2 separate regions of the Mus musculus genome follow, and region 2 is linked to region 1. A link is a loop called in an ENCODE intact Hi-C map of the cell type or tissue named here. Cell type or tissue: heart. All regions are shown on one strand.

The links. Peaks named below come from ENCODE experiments on the same cell type or tissue, not always from the same donor. Only the 100,000 strongest peaks of a DNase experiment are listed, where the experiment ranks them.
Region 2: it touches region 1 in a loop (18-fold over the local background); 3 of 42 quality-filtered maps call a loop at or near these places.

The regions. Positions count from the first base shown.
Region 1 is chr15:7,570,350-7,578,349 of GRCm38, forward strand. No RefSeq gene overlaps it. Among named protein-coding and RNA genes, the nearest start is that of Gm41264, 12 kb to the left of the region's middle. In heart, no CTCF peak of the experiment used is centred here; no DNase peak of the experiment used is centred here; H3K27me3 peaks cover 298 bases.
Region 2 is chr15:7,776,756-7,784,755 of GRCm38, forward strand. It overlaps the pseudogene Gm19227. Among named protein-coding and RNA genes, the nearest start is that of Gdnf, 35 kb to the right of the region's middle. In heart, no CTCF peak of the experiment used is centred here; a DNase peak (open chromatin) is centred at 4,996; H3K27me3 peaks cover 370 bases.

The DNA.
Region 1 (8,000 bases):
AGTGAGTACATATTGTGTGAGTTCCTTTGTGAATGTGTTACCTCACTCAGGATGATGCCCTTCAGGTCCATCCATTTGGCTAGGAATTTCATAAATTCATTCTTTTTAATAGCTGAGTAGTACTCCATTGTGTAAATGTACCACATTTTCTGTATCCATTCCTCTGTTGAGGGGCATCTGGGTTCTTTCCAGCTTCTGGCTATTATAAATAAGGCTGCTATGAACATGGAGCATGTGTCCTTCTTACCAGTTGGGGCATCTTCTGGATATATGCCCAGGAGAGGTATTGCTGGATCCTCCGGTAGTACTATGTCCAATTTTCTGAGGAACCGCCAGACTGATTTCCAGAGTGGTTGTACAAGCCTGCAATCCCACCAACAATGGAGGAGTGTTCCTCTTTCTCCACATCCTCGCCAGCATCTGCTGTCACCTGAATTTTTGATCTTAGTAGAAGTCATTTCTTTTCAGTGTGTTTTATGTCTATTTTGTAAAAGTTAAGTGCCTTTCTCCAGGCCCATGGATAGGAGTTTCTCTGGTTTGTCTAGTCTCAATTCTGCTTCTTACTAACTGCAACCTTGGCCTGGTTATCTAAATTTTCTGCCTTTGTTGCTTCCTTTACAATGTGGGATACCTATAGTAATGGCCTCACAGGGCAGGCCTGAGAGGAACACATGCGATAATGTATGCAACGCACTTAGCATGGTATATGAGTTATGTGTTTATTTATGGTATAAAGTTTTGTGTTACTTTTACTAAATATTCAACATAAACAGTTCACAGGAGGAATGATTTGTCTTGACTCCCAGATACAGAGAATCCAGTTCATGATTGTTTGAGGTCCTGCACTTGAAAAAACTATCTTGGCAGCAAAAGCAAGTGACAGAGGAGCCTCTTACTTCAGAAAGGACAGGAGAGCAAGTGACAGAGGAGCCTCTTACTTCAGAAAGGACAGGAGACAGAGAGTGAAACAAGAAGGGGCCCAGGGACTCATTATCCACATGAATCTACTCCTATCCACCAGACCCAACATCCTAAGTTTCCAGTACACCCCCTCCCTCCCTAATCTCTTACAACAGAGCAGTAGAAGCCAAGCACTCAATACATAAGCCTGGGGGAAATGCTAGATATTCAAGTCAGAGCACATGGCAAACACAATACTCAGTTGACTGTTGATCAGTCATTCCCTTTACAATGTCATAAGCCTATCATTGAAGGGCTGAACAACTATTAATCAGAAAACAAGGAAAATGAGTGAGAACAAAGGTATTTTTTTTCAAGCAAAGTTATAAATGTTTCCATGTTAATAGATAAGTAATAGTACGTAATATAATGTCTTTTAGGTGTTTGTTTGTATTGGAGGTGGGGGTCTCACTATGTAGCCCAGGCTAGCCTTGAGTTCATTGAGATCCTTCTACCTCTGCCTCCCAAGTGATGAGATGAAAGGTATGTACACACACCAGGCTAACAGGCTTCTCAAAAAAAAAAAAAAAATTAGTGCAGGATAAAGAACCCATACTGTCTTTTAGTCAGCATAACATTGAGGATTTCACTCAAAGCAAATATTGGAATAAAGGCTTCACTCTGAATTAATGAAGGGGTTTTGAGTTTCTCATTCAAGTTTTCTGGTATTTCTTTTTCCTATGGTAACCACATGTTTATATCTCTGTTAGGAAAAGGGGACTACTTTGGAATTACCAGTTCATTCAAGCAATAATTCTATTTTGTGATATCTATATCCCTTGGAAATACATTTTACCACAGCTCAATTATTCTCTTTAATAACATATGTAACACACATTCCTTCCTTCTACCAGACAGCCTGATTATATCTTCTTGCTTCAATGCAAGCAATGCCATTCACCATCCTTGCAAAAATAAGTAAATAAATAAAGGATAATAAAAGTAAAAGTTACAAAATGAGGGAGCAGAGGACTTCAACCCAAAGAGTGGCTATGTATGATCTTTTTCCTGAGCTTTTACAGTTTAGGTCTTTAAGACTCTTGTGAGTCTCTCAGCCCTGAGTCATCTCAGGGATGGCAGTAGCATTTGAGATGTTGTGCCAAAGAATTATCAAGAACCAAAACATCAAAATTACTCCCATGTGGGTGTGAAACTCAATCTTCTTGACTTTTGAAACAGAGGAGATGGCTCCATCATGAGTCCACCATTTTCGATACCAGTAATTGCACACTGAATCAGAGGACTGATGGGGAATGGAATTGGAACACTGGAGATAATTTAAGAATAGCTTAGGTAACTAGACCCAGTCTTTGAAGAATAACTCTCTAGGGGAGGTCTCAAATGATCTTGAGTCTTGACCACAATTCCTTGGACACCACCGCAGAAAAAGAAAACACCATTTATGTTTATATGGCATCTGAGGAGTCAGCTTGAAGTGGTTTTTATAGCCATTTTCACAAGTGATTTAAGTCACTAATTAATTGGCAAATCTTCATCGCCCCTCTAGTTCAGTTATCTAGGTCAAGAAAAATAAGCATGTCAATGCTGTCAGCACTGATGTCCATATGGCTTTGTGGGGTGTATTTCTTTGGTGGGCTGAACTAAGTGACACATTTAACATAGTCAACTTGAAGTTCAAAAGTGAGTCTATTTCCTGCTTGGTCTATGGTCTTGGTTTTTCAAGCTGATTTAAGACAAGCCTATGAAGTCCAAAAGTGTCTTTGAAAGTGTTGGCATTTCGTCTAGGCTCCACCCCACACTTACCTAGCAATAGCCAGGTGTGTCTGACTCACTATAGAAGGGGCTGCTTGCCCCCTCTCCTTGCCCTCTTGTTTTCTTGTTCTTTTGATCTCTTCTCTTCTTCTCTTGCTCCTGCTCCCTTACCCTCTTCCCCTTCTCCCATCTCTCTTCACATGTGCATGGATGACCCCCTGCCCTCCCCTCCCTATGCCCTGAATAAACTCTATTTTATACTATACCATTGTGTGTGGCTGGTAATTGGGGGGAAGGGATGCCTCAGGATGGACCTGCAGAGGTTCCCTCTTCTCTGCACACCTTACCATACCTCCACCAAACATAACCCTGCCTTCTCTCTCTTCTTTTTATAAAACATAAGAGAAAGTCTTTAGAAAACAAAACAAATAGATGAACATGCAGGTTATAAATATACAGATTTATAATAGATGGATAGATGGGTGGTTGGATGGAGATAGATAGATAGATAGATAGATAGATAGATAGATAGATAGATAGGTAGGTAGATAGATAGATAGATGCCAGGTAAGATCGACTGATAGATGTCAGATAAGATAGATAATAGATAGATGTCAGATAAGATAATGCATAGACAGACAGACAGACAGTTGGACAGACAGATAATACTCATAAGGGTCATCTAAATATTAGGCATAAGGATGAAATGATACAGGAAGCTATCTTTTTTTTCTTCCCTCACTGGTATTTCTACTCTAATGAAAGATTTCCACAGTAGGTAGATAATCTTATAAAGAACACAAAACTTATCACTAAATCAAATGCTTAAAAGTGACAGAAAAAACAAGGAAGCAAAACAGTCAGAGAGCTCAGGGAAGACTTCACTGAGAAGGGATTATTAAGGTGTAATTTGAAGGGAACTTGAGGTTCTAAGTAGAGAGATGAACCTATGTAAAGATAACATGGTAGGAGAAAGCAACGAGGGTAGGAAGTAAAAGAAACTAGTGGAGTAGCACAGAGCAAGGGGAAATATGAAAGAGGGCGCTGAGAACGTGCACCTGCTGTGTTTTGTCTGCACTTTCTGAACAATTACACAACAGGCAGTGACTGACAATGTTTAAAGAGAAGTGTGACAAGGTTAGAATTACAGTTCTGTTACCACCAGCCTATGTGAGTGTGGGGAGTCGACAGGAAGGACCACCCAGGGACAAGAAGAAACTCAAAATATCAGGAGAAAGCTGTTGCTCTTCTCTGGTACGGATGCGACTTAGGATCAAGATGCTGTCCACAGAGATAGCACAGGAAAACTAGCAGGAATTGAATTGAATTTAAAGAATGAAAGGGGAATAGACCAGGCTTATGCACAAAAAGCAACTTCTTTGGATTGTGGCAGGAAAGGAACAAAATAACAACACTTCCATTGCCAAGTACTGCTCATGACTCAGGCAAGTGGTATCCAGAGTCTGCATCCAGACCTCTGAGTATCGTGTGCTGCTCAGAGGCCTCACACTCAACTCTCAGAAATAATCTACAACAAAACTCTTAGAAACCAGAAAATAGAAAACTGTGGAGATCTATTTTTGGTAAGACACAGACATAAAGATGACCACCTTCAAAATAACAAAAGTAAGTAATAAATAAGCTCAAACTGACATTTTTCTTTAAGCCATAAAGCCCCATTACATACCTAGGTATGCACACACCTAAACAAACCAATCACAAAGATAAATACATCAAAGAAGAGCATAAAATGATAACTATTTTCATACCTGGGGCAACTTGCCTAGCATGTGTTGGGGAGGCAATCAGCCCATAAACATGGACAAAAGTTTGTTGGGATGAGGAAAAAAAAATCAGCTGACCTTTTAACAGCAGTGTAAACTCTATGAAATGTTGGAATCTGGAAGAGTCCCAAACACAAAAATAAATTTCTCAGAACAATTCTCCACCCTGGGAAATTTGCCAACTCAGCAGCAGTTGGGGCAGAGCTAAAAAGTAAGGAGCTCTCTGCTGCTTTTCATCCCTTACACTAATCAAGTCCCAGAGCTGTCTACAAAATCTAACTAAATAAGCTGCCACTGAACGCTCCCTAGCTCAAAAATTGAAAGCACCAAAGAGATCAGACCTTCATACTAGCAGCAAGGATTTTGGCTTGAGTCTGAAAAGATAAGAACAGTCACCGTCCTCTCAGTAGCAAAAAGGAAACTGAAATTAAAGTCGCATCTTGTACCCAGCCCAACTATACAGTCCAGGTGGACTTTTCAGGAAAAAAAAAAAAAAAAACTCTCAAATTTTTGGACATTCAGGAAAACAAACAAACAAAAAACTCTTTCCTAAGTTTTTGGACAAGGAAAATAGAAAATTCTTTCTGGAAAGAACACAGCAAAAACATACCATCTGGTTTAATCTCTACTGGTAACTTGATGGAAGTGACTAAAATATTATGGAAAAACTACAGACACACAAAGAAGAATAGAAATGTAACCTATAACCAAAAGAGTAAACAACCAATAAAGGCAGAAGCCTGAATGACCAGAGGTTGGAATCTAGAAGGCATCTTTGAAATAACTACTTTAAATATGTTTAAAGGTTTAGAAATAACAATGAACAAAAAACAGCAGAGTTTCATCAGAAAAAACCAAAGCTCTAAAGAAACCCTAGAAAGATGTTCTAGAACAGAAAAGCATGATATCTAGAACAACAACAAAAATATAGCAATATTTCAACAAAAATATAGCAAATAGCCTCGGGACAGAGTGGAACAAAAGAAAGAGGAAGAACACAAGGATAGATGCACAGAAAATAGCAGATAGGATGTGTGGAAAGAGAAATCAGGGCTCAATGTTCAGAGTACACTATCAAGGATACTTGAGTTAAGAAAAAATGATGGCCCATACATATGGAATTATATTTGTATTATTGAAATACCAGTGTATTTTCTCCAAAATCTAATCTATTGTCCTTCCTCTCTCCTTGTTCTATAACCAGAATGCCTCTTATTAAACAGCAGGAGAGTTCTGCCAAGGATCAAGACACTTTGCTTCTTGGGAAAACCTTGTCTGTCATCCCCACCACTGACTGGGACCACCTAATCCTTTCAGTCTTCATCTAGAACATCAACAGCTACTTCCATGTCCTTCCACTTCTGTTAGAAAGTTTCCATTCATCATCCGCTCCATTGAGTTTCTGACAGCAGGTGGCTGGGAAGGAGGCATTCAGCTTCTTCTCCACACAGCCAACTGCCTAGGAGGTGACAGAAAAAAAAAGAGCAAGAGGTAACAGCGAACTTAATCAAATATTTTTATGGAGTGGCAATGAAAGCAGAACATATCAAAATGTGTGGATATTTCTGAACCAGCATTTAGAGATAAAGTGATGGATTCCAAAGTTTACAACAGAAAATAAGAATGGTACATAGCCAAGGAAATAACTGTGGATTGAGACAAAGCAGAGCTGCTTGCAAACAGTATGACTGCACGTACAGCAAATCCACAGTGACTGTGAAAGCAGTGAGCAGAACACTATCACATCATGGAATACAGTGGGAATTTACAAATATTAACATGCGCTTCTATTCTCTATACCAACAACAAACAGAGAGATGGGGAGAGAAGGGGGGAGAAAGAGAGGAAGGAGAGAGAGAGAGAGATTTAATACAATGTATAAACCCCGTTTTCCTATAACTACAGAAATGCTGCACAGAAGATGTAAAAGGCCAAAATGAATGGAGCAATACACAGACAGAGAGCTCTAGTCTGAGCAGTTAAGGCAGGAAGAGCCATTATTGTTGAGGTATCTATTTTACCCAAATTAGTATAGAGATTAAATATCTTCTCACCAGAATCCCAGCCTCACTCTCTGGAGATTTTAAGGCTGGGAAACCCAAGTTAAAAGAGTGTGCTGACATGAGGAAACACAAATAGATCAATTAAAAACAAAGAGTCCATAAAGATTCTGTAAGCCTATATCCAGTTCTTTTCAACAGAGTTCAATGGGCTTATTCACAGTAGTGATGAGACACCAAGTGTTTCTAGAAAAATGAGCATCAGTGAAGGAACGAAAGGAAACTTGCGTTGACCTGCACTGCAGCGCAAAGCTTGTTTGGGGACGATTATGGGTCGAATTCTGAAGCTTTAAAAACAAGTCTTCTCATGATAGGGATCGTGAAGGTTTTTTTTTTTCCCAGAATGCAGAAAGCACTAAAAGGGAAAAGTAATGTTCAGCTTTGTCAAGATTAAAAGCTTCTACAAATTTAAGACACTGTTACGAAGGCAAAGCAAAGGCAAGCTGTGACTGTAAGAAGAGGCTTGTGATTCGTGCTCATGAAGAGTTGTAGTTCCACAATATATAGAGTTCTAAAAATCAATACATTTAAATTTTTTACCCATATACAAAGGGTAAAATGTTTTGAATAGGTCTTTCCCAAGAAAAGTGTTAGGAATTACCAATAAGCACACAAAAAGATGATAATCATTTTAGGTTATTGGGAAAATGTCCAGGAAACCATAGTGAGACAACCCCATCTGACTGAAATTAAGAACTGGTCATACCAAATGATGACAATAATGTGTAGCAACTGGAATGCTCAAATCATATTGATAAGGATGTATTGATAAGGATGTATTGATAAGGATGTATTGATAAGGATGTATTGATAAGGATGTATTGATAAGGATGTATTGATAAGGATGTATTGATAAGGATGTATTGATAAGGATGTATTGATAAGGATGAAGGAAGGTACCTCTTTGGGAAACCTTTGCAAGCTTTTTACAGGGATTCTGCTCTGTGATGACTTCACTCCTAGGAACTACAGGCCAGCTACAAAAGGCTCAGTGTATAAATATTCATAACAACTTTCCTCAAAATAGCCCCAAACTATTTTTAAAAAGAAGCTATACATCAGGCAAACCATTCAATTGTGAAGCCATAGATTGATTACTACTCACCCATAAACATGGTAAAGACAGATGCAATAATATAAGTGGGTACCGACTGGCAAGCCCAGCCGAAAAAGAGAACACACTACTGTTGACATTCAGCAAGGATCACAACATGGTGATGGAAATTAGTAGAGAGGTTTCCTCTAGGGATAAAGGAATGTATAGAACATGGGTATCTGACATTTTAGTTTCTCTGGACCATACTGGATGAAGAAGCATTATCTTGTATCACGATAAATACTTAAAAGTTTATCCAGTACCTTTCTGAAGAGTAAAGCATATTAGGAGAGAGAGAGAGAGAGAGAGAGAGAGAGAGAGAGAGAATATAAATCCCTTTAGGAAAACAAGCATACTTCAGTCATTGAAAACACACAGTAAAATTGT
Region 2 (8,000 bases), 210 kb after region 1:
GATTCTTAGCTTCCTGCCCCTATTGTCATGCCTACCAGACGTTGCCACACCTCCCCGTCATGTAGGGCTCAGCCCCTCTGGAATAGTAAGCTAGAAGAAAAACTCTTCCTTTCACAACTTGCTTCTGGTCATGGTATTTTATGGCAACAGAAAAGTGACTAATACAGTGGATGAGCTCTGAAAAGCAAGGACATGTGCACTTCTACTCAACAGCAGTGTGGGCAGAGCTGGACCATTCTGCACCCCTGTGGGGAGCCACCTGCTTCCTCTGGCTTCCAGAGCTCCACTGCTGCACACACTAATGCTGGGATGCCAACCAACTGGGGGACTGACTGTCATAAGCCAATCCATACTCTACCTTAGAGTATTTGCTGATTTTCCCCCAGAGACATGTTTCCTTGTGTAGTTCTTGTCTAGCTTTCTCTAAGGCTTTTCATTTGAAATGTTGTTTCTGGAATCTCCACCTTCCACGTGGGCCCACATTATTCTCTCAGTCACATCCACTGACAGTCTCTTAGGCCAGCTTTACACGTGGAAGAAGCATTGCCACCCTCAGAAAGAAGCAAAGAGATTGGGAAAGTCCTGATAGGCTGATGGTGTGACTGGGCTTCCATACCACAGAAGGCTGCTGACCAAAAGCAAGGGTGTGGCTGAGAAGAGCATCTTATTTGTCTTTTAAATGCTCCCCGGTTTCCCATAGTGTTCCCTAAAGCCCTGCCCCCACCCTGCCCCCAACAAACCAGGTCTGTCCCATCAGCTCATCCCTCACTATCCCTCACATCCATTAAGGGCACTCCTGAAATACTGATAAAAACATCTCATCCTATACGGCAATGTTTACTTACCAGAATTCCTCACAGAGAATATATTTGGAGGAAATATTTAGGTTAGCTACATGGATAGGAGAGCTGTGGTCTCAAAGATGCCCTCATTCAGCAAACAGTGGCCAATGAACTAGCATTCATAAAATAAGAGAGAGAAAAGTCTGTGGCTAAGAGGAGGGCGGGCCACTGTTGGCAGGACTGACCTGGTTCGTCATTACTGTCAACTTGGCAAAGTTTGAAATCACCTGGGAGATACACTTCCCGGCACGCCTGTGAAAGCGTTTCCACAGGAGTTCAACTGAGGTGAGAAGATCCGTTCTGTGGCTGTACCATTCCACGGGCTGGAGTCCCTCGTTGAGCAAAAGACAAATCGTGAGCCAAGGAACAGCATTTATCTCTTTCCTTCCTGACTTCAGACAGAACCCAAACAGCTATTCCATACCCCTGCTCCCCGCCCTCCCCACCATGATGGACTGTACTCTCAAATGATGAGACAGAATAAACCTTCCACCCTTAAGTCACTATCATCAGACATTTTTCCTTAGCAAAAATAAAAGCAATAAAGAAACCAAAGCAATACTGACAAAAAAAAAATATCAGTTATCTGCAAGCATTTGTAAGTCTCGCACTGCTGCAACCTCCATTTATTAACTTGTATAACTCTTACGGTAACTCTATCTAATCTGTCATCCCTATTTCACAAATGAAAATGACAAAGCTCCTGGCCAAGCTCCTGCCTTGACCAGGGTTACCTGACACTTAACTGATAGAGATAGGAAACAACTGTCTGACTCTAGAGTCAGGGCCAGGAGCAGGTCCGCTCTGTTGCCTCAAAGGGAAGCCTCTTATGTCAGTAGAAGACAGCAGACAAAGACTCCAAGGGTGTGACCAAATATAAGCAACTAGAGGGCTAAGACGCCACATTCTTTAATGAACTGCAAGAAAGGGAAACAGAAGTTACCTCACAGTGAGAAACTAGACATTCCCGTATGAGGAGACACAGTGTAGAAATGAAGATGGAGTTAGCTAGGAAGCTGCTCTGTAATGACACCCTCCTCATCGCCCCTTTGAAATCTTCGCTCATGTTGACATTGCTCATTTGGGGAGGGGGAGGTGTAGGACCCTTGAGGGGAGGTAGCAGCAGGAAAAGGCTTGTGATGTGTTTGTGTGTTTATCTGTGCATCTGTGGACAGTTGTGGGGCAAAGACAATACTAGACAGTTCCGTTTTTACTTACTCTACCTTTAGTTACACAAAGAACACGCATATGAGAGACAGCTTCAATTTTGCAATATATATGTATATGTATATGTATATGTATATGTATATGTATATGTATAATATCTAAACACACTCAATGAAAACCCATAGGAAACATCAGTCTGCCCTGGAAGCCACCACTCCTTCCCCGTCTTTCCTGCAGGGACATGTAGCATTATAGCAGAATAATCCCTTCACCAACAGCTGGAACCATCAGTTCAGGATCCTTGGGATCAGAGTCCACAAATGTGGCTACCCTCTCTCTAGGTCCTCTGGATGCCCCAGCCCCTCCAAGGCAGATCGATATAATTAATTCCTGTGTATAAGGATTAGCCTTGCTGGGCAAAAGTCTCTTTCCAAGACGTGAGGTGGACAGACCCATTTGGCGGATCTGGAGGAAGTATAGAATCAGAGCCTGCTGGTTCTATTCAGCTGTTTGCTGTTGTCCCATTACTTTGTTCTGTGACTTTAAAGTCAGATGACCACCCAGATGATGCTTACAAAATAATATACCAAACCTTAGCTGCTCAAGCCATCGTTGTCATCCTTTGAAGAACAGAATCACATTTCTCAGTCACCTGTGTGTTTGACTGATCCACAGAGATGGATTATAAACCCCACATTCCCATTACCACTCATACCATACTTCAGTACATACGTCATACAGTACGTCACACGCCATTACCACTCATACCATACTTCAGTACATACGTCATACAGTACGTCACACGCCATTACCACTCATACCATACTTCAGTACATACGTCATACAGTACGTCACACGCCATTACCACTCATACCATACTTCAGTACATACTTCATACAGTACGTCACACGCCATTACCACTCATACCATACTTCAGTACATACGTCATACAGTACGTCACACGCCATTACCACTCATACCATACTTCAGTACATACTTCATACAGTACGTCACACGCCATTACCACTCATACCATACTTCAGTACATACTTCATACAGTACGTCACACGCCATTACCACTCATACCATACTTCAGTACATACGTCATACAGTACGTCACACGCCATTACCACTCATACCATACTTCAGTACATACGTCATACAGTACGTCACATGCCAGGGAAATGAACAACTTTGGGGATTTGTTCTCTGGACATCAGGCAAAAGAAGAAAGAGGAATTTGTCATCAGTCTGCTACATATCTGAATCATACAGCTGAGGACACTGAAGCTGACAATGTGAACATGTGCAGTCCTGGTGGATTTACTAAACAGACAGCTTTGTGTGATGGGATGGGTCGTAGGCCATCAGAAAACAAAAAGAAACAGAAAAAATAGCAGCCAACAGAGACTGCAATGGCCTCCGGGAGAACAGTCAGTGGAAGGTGACTTGGAGCTCACTTTCTAAAATGGAGCTCACTTTCTAAAATTAATCCCCCGCCCTGCTCCCACCTCCTGAACCTTTGACACGGCAGAGAGACAAGGAAAGGCAAGTGACATCCAAGCCAGCACATGGTCCACCACAGAAAGGTCATGGGAGACGCTAAATTTTCATTGTGTATCCATTGTACCTGGCACTGTGTTATGCAAAGACACTGTCATACATGTTAATATGTTAAATATATGCCCATATATCATAATCATATATGATAAGTACATGGCCAGGTCCTTCTAGTCTCCCCTTTCTCAGCCCTCACCACTTCTTTGTCCTAAGAGTTTTATTTCTGTTTTCATGTCATATACATGTATCTATATGAAGTCTAGGAATCACAAATAAGAGGAAACATGACACTTCCTAAAGCTGGTTTGATTTGCCATATGGTCTCTAGTTGCACACATTTTCCTACAAGCGACATAACTTCATCCTTTTTTGGTTTGTTTGGTTGGTTGGTTGGTTGGTTGGTTGGTTGGTTGGTTTTTGTTTTTTGTTATTTTTCGAGATAATGTTTCTCTGTGTAGCCCTGGCTGTCCTGGAACTCACTTTGTAAACCAGGTTGGGCTCGAACTCAGAAATCTGCCTGCCTCTGCCTCCCAAGTGCTGGGATTAAAGGCGTGCACCACCACGCCCAGCTTTCATCCACAAGTACCGGGACACTAGATCCACTCACCAAGAGGTCACTGAATCATTCTAATGATTCTAGCCTAATCAATGGAATAATACACTGATGGATTCATTTGCTACAGAGGGATGCCCAACTTGAAGGAAGTAGTTTCCTGAGAAGACATCCTAGTCCTTGGATGCCATCTTGCCTAGCTCTCTCTCTCTCTCTCTCTCTCTCTCTCTCTCTCTCTCTCTCTCTCTCACTCTTACTCTCTTTCCCTTTTCCTCCTTCCCTCCTCCTTTTTTCTTTTTCTCTCTCTTGTCTCTCCTCTTCCACCATTCCCAGACAGCACAAAATGAACACCTTCACTTTCAACATCTTTCTGCTATGATGCTCTGCCTACTTCAGGTCCAAAAGCAATGGACCCAGAGATCATTCCATGTATTCTGATAGCAAGAAACAAAACAAATTCTTCTTCCTTTTAGATGGTTTCAGCAACAGAAGGTCCGAGTAACAAATTGAACAGTCTTCTAGATCATTCAGTCTCATGGGTTTCCTCTCTGACTTTCGCATCCCTCCCCAATATAATTCTTGAGGAAAAATTGGTTTAATGGAGAGAGGAGAGAGGGCTTAGTCTGCATTGTCCCACCCTCAGGCCCCTATAGCATTCCCCTTAGTTTCTACTAAGAAAACCTTCAATGTGGAAGTCTACGGCTGAGCAACATTTTCAGAGCATTCTCTGGCATAGCCAGAGACCTGCTACCTTGGCCCTCCATGAACTACCCACTCTTATTATCTCTGGCCCATGTTTTCCATTTCATATCTATTCCGTCAGTCCCTGTGATGACAGCTTCTTGGAGCATTCATCAGCCAGAGCTGCCCATGGCACTCATAGCACACTCGCTCAGTGGGTTTGGGTGTGACTTCTCATTGCAGGACCCTGCCAGCCACGACACTGAATCTGTCATTCTGGAGCTATTGGTGATCCCCTAAGAGGCATATCTCTTGGCAGCGTTCTGTGCTCAGGAGACAATAATCACCTGAAGGGTAAACATACCCATTATACACAGAATCTTTATTGTATAATCCTGCGATTAATCCTAACAGAGCTAATAAAGATCATTATCCAAGTACATTAGCATGTAATCTAGAACTTGTGGAAATCCAACAATTTTTAATCCACGATCACTTCAAAATCATAATCATAACTAGCAATCTAACTCCACCTGAAGGATCATGGGAAAATGCAGAGTTCCTAGACCTGCATAGAGAACAGATTACCAGCTACCACAAGCAGAGGGACACCGAGCATTCTCAAGTTAGATACACAGCTAGAGTTGTCCTTGGGCATCAGTAGTGATCTTGCTGGCCTGGCCATTTTGGAAGTGTGCCATGGCCCTCACACCATTCAAGCCACCTTCTCTCACCTTCCCAAAGTCTACATACTACTTGAGCACTCAAGCTTGGTAGTGCAAATGGGTAAATGAAAACCTGGGACCTGTCTGTGTTGGGTCCAGCATTTGCCCTGGATAAGATGCCTGGACGTGTATACTTCAGAGTAAAGTTCACTCAAATTCTACCTGTAGAAACATTTGCCACTATGGTGGTTATGGCATGGGAAGTCACCAGCCTGGCATATAAACCCTCAAAGTAATTCTATAAAGCAAAAGGCAGGATAAAGGAAGAATGTTGCTGTGGGTTGGGAGGGGTGGTGTAAATACAATACTCATATATAAAATCCTTCCCAGAATTTATAGCACAGACATTTAGCAGTCACTGATTTTTTTTTGGTTTTTTTTTTTTTTTTGCAAATGATCTGAAAGAGATGTAGCCTAAGAACTTGTCATCAGTGGTGATGTTGAGGAAGCTGCCATGGTTGACTCCAGGAGAAAGAAACATCTGCAAAACTGGTCCATGGTTCAATGCCATCTACATATGAAGTGACATTGGCAAATATTTATCAAATACCCATTAAAGTTTGATAAAGAGAGAAAAGCAAGCTCTCAACATTGAAAGAACATGTCATCAAAGCCAGTGTTTCTTAACGGGAGATAATTTTTCCCCCTGGAAACATTTGGCAACACAGAAAATGATTTTAGTTGCCACAGTGAGGAGGGTGTCCTATGGACATCTAGTGGGTGGTGGCCAGAGATGCTGCTCAGTAACCTACGAGGCACAAAACAGACCCCAATAACAAACATTTATTTGGCTAAGAATGTCAGTAATGCTAAGATTGAGAAACCCCGAGCTGAAGACCAGAGAACTATAAACAGTGGCGCACTGGTAAACATTAACAACAGGATCTCTGGGGGAGGGAGGCAGTCTCCATTTGCAATGTTTACCAGCTTACATGGTATTCAGACTTCAACCGTGGCTGATTTCAAACTTACACGGGGTGGCATGAGATGCAGAGCTAAGAAAGCAGGACGCAGCAGGGCTCGACTGCTTGCCACTTTCTCGTACAGTCACAACAGGTCTAAACCAGCCCGGGGGCCTATAGAGCAGTAAAGTCCTAAGAGGAACAGATGATGGTGGATTCCTAGCATTCTACTGTGGTTTAAGATGAAACTCATTTAAACGTGTTCACGTAATTCATTTTTATAATGTATTTATTGAATAATTGGCTTAAAAAACTACTAAGAATTGAATGTAGGCCTCTGTGAGCCCACAGGAACCTTTGAAAGCATCCCTGGATAGAGATAAGAGGGCTGAAGGGGGCAAGAAGCCAACATACAATATAAAGCGGTGCCCTGCACCAAAGCTGTGACTAGTGGAGAGGTCCCTTGGGAGATGTCCTGAACCATGTGGTACCTTGTGAACTAGGTAAGAGCCACCCAGAAAAGGAAAGAGGTGGGATGCACTCCCTAATGCTGGACCCCACTGCCTGTGCTTTAAAATGTCTAGACTCAGCCTTCCTGTGCAATTGCATCGAATTATAAAAGCAAAGAGGAGTCCCATTTACCATACATGATAATGTTTGCTGTCGGTGCCAATTTGGATAAGCTAAGGGACACCTAGACAGCTAGTAAAACAATTTTGAGTATGTCTTTGAGAGAACTGGCAAGAAGAAAAGGCGCAGAGGAAAGGGAATTCTCCCTCTTCTGACGAGGGGACACTTATTTTTCTGCCCTTAGGCATCAGAGCTCCAAATGTTCAGACCTTGGTCTAGGCTGGGTTTTACCACTGGCTACCCTGGTTCTCCATTCTTTGGATTCAAATTGAATTGTTCCACTGGCCTCCATGTTCTCTAGCTTACAGACAACATGTTGAACGACGTCTCAACTTCCATAAGCCAGTTCTCATAATAATCTCCGCATCCATCTACTTACCTGCCTCCTATTATTTGTGACTAATACACTATACTAAAAACACAGTACTCCTCCATTCCCTCCCTAATGCAACAGAAAAAAATAGATTTCAAAAAGGGAAATATTGATAAGTTTAATATTGATATAACTATTGATAAAATTGATGGTTATCAAGGCCATTCACATACTTGTATCACAGCTCCACATTACAGTCCACCCAGGGCCACCTGCTCACAGGAGAACCTCTGGACCCTCTCACATCAACCATCAATCAAGAAAACATCCTACATACTTTTCTTTTTTTTTTTTTTCTGGGATGAAGCGTTTTATTTTTTAGACAGTGGTATCTAGGATGACATTGTTACTCTGTCATAGAGTAGCAATTTTAAATCTCTGTCTTTTTCTTTTTTTTCTTTTTTTTTAATTAGATAATTTCTTCATTTACATTTCCAGTGCTATCCCAAAAGTCCCCCACACCCTCCCACCCCACTCCCCTACCCACCCACTCCCACTTCTTGGCCCTGGCGTTCCCCTGTACTGAGGCACACAAAGTTTGCACGACCAATGGGCCTCTCTTTGCAG